2 separate regions of the Homo sapiens genome follow, and region 1 is linked to region 2. The links are chromatin loops, found by intact Hi-C in ENCODE. Cell type or tissue: gastrocnemius medialis. All regions are shown on one strand.

Region 1 (2,500 bases), 250 kb before region 2:
TTTGCTTTTTAACAGTCACCAGCCTCTCTCCTGCCTAGCCCCTGGGAACTGGTAATTTACTTTCTGTCACTACAGATTTGCAAGCAGGGAATTTCCCACTAGATTTAATCATATATTACCATATTTACCACTTACGTTGCATTCTATTACTTCCTCCATTGCTGTGCCTTTCATCACAAATCCTTTTCATTCTATTGGAAGACCACTTTTACAATTTCCTTTAGTACCGGTCTTCTGGTGATAAACTCTTTCCATTTTTTTTACTAAAAGTGTTTCTTTCACATTTGTTAAGATGGTCAAGATCCCTAGAAGCTGAGTTGCAATTGGTGGGAGTGGTGACCAACTTCTAATCCCTCTTCACTTCTAATGCCATTCTTCAGGGCCCCACTCCTATGTACAGGATGGATTACCAGGGTCCCCACACCCTGTGGGCCCTGCTCTCCTTGGAGACTCTCAGTGTTCTCTGCTTAGCCTCTCACTCCTCCCCAGCACAGAAGGGGCCCCAAATTCTGGGCTTGTCCTTTCTCTTTCCCTGGCCTGACACTTCTCTGTTCTTAATGATCTGATGTTATGAGGCAAATAGTGTTGTTGTTTAATCTGGTTTTCTATGGATCTTTAGAGGGAAGGTTAATTGGAATGACCTAGTCTCCCCATGACAGGGAGGAAAAGTCCCTCTCACTCGTTCTGTGCCCAGAACCTTCCTATTTTCTCCAGAGTTAGTACTACAAAGACAACATTTCACTATCACCTACCTTAGTGACTTACTACAAATGGAGCAAAAGAGATTTATCTTCAACCTTGCAACTTTAAAGGAAAAAAAAAAAACAGATTCCCTTGAAAATCCTAGAAAAAGGCTATCTTTGGAAAAATATGTCTTTATTACAGCTTCCTAGTTTTTTGCTAGTTCGTTTTCACCATACGCTCAGCTTCACAATTTTTTTTTAAATGTTAAGCAGATTGAAAAAGGGGATAAACATAAAATAGCTGGATAACTTTGCGAGTAACCGTGGGGAAGTATGAAAATTGTTTATGAAGTAATCATTAAACACTTAAGCCATGAGATGATGAAGATTAACGTTTTGGAAAGAAAAGTTATTAAAGTTTCTTTGAGAAGCAACTTGATCCTGGCAGCCAAATTAGAAACAACAGAGCAGCTGTGTGACTCATTGGCCAGAATTCCTTACGCATTCTCTGGCACCAGGAATTGAGAAGGTTTATAGTCTCAATCCTGCAACTGCAATGAGGCAATCGTGAGTAAAATAAACTGTGGTTGTCCAGAGTAAATGCAGGTTAGGCTGATAACCACATTCTCCTTCAAAGTAAATCAATAAATCAATCAGTAGTCAGGAATTGAAAAGCAGATATTTAATAGTCGCTTAGTAGTAGTTATTCCATGTTACTACAATGGCGAGAAATGGCAGTAGTGAGAAAATTGCTAAGGGAAAAAAGAGAGAAAAATCTTCATCATCACCATCACAATATTTTATCTTAGCTAACGTGTTGAGCACACCTTGCTATGGCACTCTTCAAAGCTCTTGACTTACCTCTTTTAATCTTCACAACTGCCCTCTGGGGTTTGTTCACAGTTTAGAAAACTGGAACCCAGTCTAGCAATGATTGGGAGTGAAAGGCCCAATTCTCTGTACATATCTTGACCAGAAACCATGTAAAGTAAAATAATTCATTCAGGAACTGGTGTGAATAGTTGGAGAATCAAAATTCTGCTAATGTTAGGAAACACAGATTCAATGAAATCTTCCTATCCATAAACAATTTATTTTCAATTTGGAGGCAAATATAACACACAAAACCCCTAATATTGGGTTTAGTGGTGATAAATTATAGCTAAAACTATATTAATTATCGGGGCCCTTATTTTTGCCTATATTTGTTTAAAATGGCTCTCAGGCATATTTTTCATGGATTTCTCACACTTTTAGGCATCAGTATTCATAGAAATACTCTAATATGGCCATATAAGCCTTGTATGGTAATTTTCAATTATCTGGTACTATATTTGCAGAATAGTAAAAATTCTTATAGAAACTTCCTTAAAAGAATCTCAAAGTACAAAAGATGTAATCTTCTTAGTCCTCCTTAAAAATTTATTGGTAATACATTTATTCAAATGGAAGTGATAAAATCTAAAGCTATGGAAACACTTTGTAAGTGCTAGACTTTCATTTATGTGGAAGATGCATTATTATGTTTTAGGACCCGTGCCTCCTTGCAGCCATCTTCCACTGGCTCAGGGACTGTAAAGGGGTTTCCACTCACAGGCCAACCTATTAACAGAGAGTGGCAGTCTGGGAGGCAGTGTTGAGAGCGGTTTTAAGGTTGCATCTGGAGTTAATGTGCAAAACTATCACAATTGGTTAGTCATGTTTTTTATGTGCACAGAGAGTAAGCGGGTTTATGGCATGTTGTATGGGTTTGCTATCACTGTCACTCCTGATAGCACCTTTTGGGAGCTGTTATCTGAATTTTGGGCCAAGTGTGA
Region 2 (2,500 bases):
AGTAAACACCGCGGAGACCTGAAGACAGAGCTGCCCAGGAAGTGCTGGGTGGGAGCAAGCTTTGAGGAATCCCCTGGTTTTTGTTTACATTCTCTTGAAGGAGTTGGAATGTCATCATTTTCCTTCATTGCATAAATATTTCTAACAGAGGATAATTAAACAGGCCAGACTGCTTTGTCAAGTGCAAGAGTTTCAGTAGTCTCCCTTGTCCTGAAAATCATTTTCCCACCCCATTCACCCTTTACAATCTTTCCCGGAATCCTTTGTTATCTTGTCCCCTTGAGCTCCTGTGCTGCCTGAAAGACTTGGGATGACTCAAGATATAGGTGAAAAAGGAATAATTTTTGGAATAACTCAAGGTGAAAGAGGAATTTTTTTTTTAAGAGAAAAGGACTCACTATGTTGCCCAGGCTGGAGTTCAGTGGCTATTCACAGGTGCGATCATAGCACACAACAGCTTCAAACTTCCAAACTCCTGGGCTGAAGCGATCCTCCTGCCTCAGCCTCCCGAGTAGCTGGGACTAGTCTGATTCAATTAAAAGAATAAGAGAAATGTGGATAATCATTGAAAATTTCTTTCTGCATACATTTGTCTTACTTTAGGGTACCAAGTGCCTGAACATTTTTTCTAAAGCCCAGTAGGAGATCAACTTTACCCAGACAATTAAATTTGGCATATAGGCTGTTAGACATAATCAAAAGGCTTTTAAATCTAAAAATGCTCTGTGTAGGCCAGGAAGAGAAATAGGAAGGACAGAAAGAGGAATATGCATGTTCCACCCCTGTCTGTGGCCTGCAGGGTCTGTCCCAGGAAGCATGAAATAAGGCCCCTTCCCTTCTTGGTGACTCCTTAGCAATTCTGCCAACCTCCCTCCCATTTGTACCCTCCTGATATAGGGCCCAGTTCCCTTAGTTTGGTGTTTTCATGCCTTGCCTCTTGTCTGCCGGCCAGCATAGCAGGGCTCTCTTCCCTCAGCTTTCTGGCCACCCTCCTCCTGCAAGTGACAGGGACAACAGTAACTGGCACTTAAATGGCACTCTGCTCAGCACTTCTCATGTCTCATGAGCCTGCCCACACCAGTTGTCTAGGACAAGCCCATCACTCTCCCATTACAGACTGAGAATCACGTGAGGAGAGAGCCCAGGGCCAGGAAACTGATGCCAGTGCTTTCTGCCACATCATGCTGCCTCACTACCACCTCCTGTGTGTTCTCCTCAAGACTAGCAGCTGGGAGAGCTTAGTGAGTTTGAGTCTCAGTTCTACTGCAAAATTACATGTGACCTTGGGAAAAGGATTTTACCTTGCAGTGCCTCCAACTGCTCGTGTATAAAGTGCAAATAATACTAGTAACTACATCTTTCATGAGTACTAAATACAATAATGCGTGTAAGTCCTCAACATAGGCCCTATTACCCAATGAAGATGAAATAAGCTTTAACTATTATTAATTATCATCAGCCCAGGGACATAATTTCTCACTTTCAATTTGAAACTCAGGTCCTTGGTATAAAATATGCAATGAATCAGAAGTAGATAATGCATTTTCTACCCCTGCAGTTGAACAGCTCGGGGAAATTTAAACTTTGCTGAGGCTTAGTTTCTATCCGTGTGTGTGTGTGTGTGTGTGTGTGTGTGTGTGTGTGTGTGTGTGTGACAGAGTCTTGCTCTGTTGCCCAGACTGGAGTGCAGTGGGCTGATCTCAGCTCACTGCAACCTCCAGGTTTTAGTGATTCTCCTGCCTCAGCCTCCTGAGTAGCTGGGACTACAGGCATGAGCCACTATGCTTGGCTAATTTTTGTATTTTTAATAGAGACAGGGTTTCACCATGTTAGCCAGGCTGGTCTCGAACTCCTGACCTCAAATGATCCGTCTTCCTCAGCCTCCCAAAATGCTGGGATTATAGGCGTGAGCCATTGTGCCCGGCCTCCATCTCTTTAAAACAAAGGGTGAGAACAAGTGATCTCATAGAATTATCCAGCTGCAAGAATCTGTGGTTTTAACTACAACTACAGGTTTCTGGTCTTTTAACTGAGAAGTAAAAGAAAAAGAAGACCAGAGAAGAACTTGAAAGTCCCTTTTCTCTCCAGAGGAAGTACTTGCATTGTAATAGCATCCTGCCTCTGCTGAAAAAAAAAAACCCATCTGTGAGGCTTCTGGTAGAAATTTGAGCTGGGAATCTTGCTGGAGAGGAGAAAGGAGCAAGTGGAGTTAGCATTTATTGCCTCCTACTATGTGCCAGACACTCGGCTAAGCATATCACTCATGTTCTTTTACTCCACTCTTACAGGAACCTAGAGAGGTAGAGATTATTTAATAATAAGCACATTTCTCTTTGGCCACTGGGGCTCCTAGAGATGAAGCATCTAACACATCATTCAACTGGTGAGGGCAGAGCTGAGATTTAGACCACCCCAAGCCTGAGCCTAAACCCAGGAACACGCATTAAACTGCATCATCAAAGCATCCTTTTAGCTATGGGGCAAATGAATCCTGACTAAA

What was found. A loop is a pair of places that touch in the nucleus more often than their neighbours do. Peaks named below come from ENCODE experiments on the same cell type or tissue, not always from the same donor. Only the 100,000 strongest peaks of a DNase experiment are listed, where the experiment ranks them.
Region 1: it touches region 2 in a loop (2.7-fold over the local background); 39 of 110 quality-filtered maps call a loop at or near these places.

The regions. Positions count from the first base shown.
Region 1 is chr12:29,795,732-29,798,231 of GRCh38, reverse strand. No RefSeq gene overlaps it. Among named protein-coding and RNA genes, the nearest start is that of TMTC1, 13 kb to the right of the region's middle. RefSeq lists an enhancer at 2,285-2,500. In gastrocnemius medialis, a CTCF peak has its summit at 1,270; a DNase peak (open chromatin) is centred at 1,171; H3K4me3 peaks cover 292 bases; H3K27ac peaks cover 1,192 bases.
Region 2 is chr12:29,544,784-29,547,283 of GRCh38, reverse strand. The region is part of intron 10 of TMTC1 (transmembrane O-mannosyltransferase targeting cadherins 1); the gene reads left to right. All of the region lies in intron 5 of LOC105369714 (a long non-coding RNA gene), which reads right to left. Among named protein-coding and RNA genes, the nearest start is that of OVCH1, 48 kb to the right of the region's middle. In gastrocnemius medialis, no CTCF peak of the experiment used is centred here; a DNase peak (open chromatin) is centred at 1,103; H3K27ac peaks cover 1,539 bases.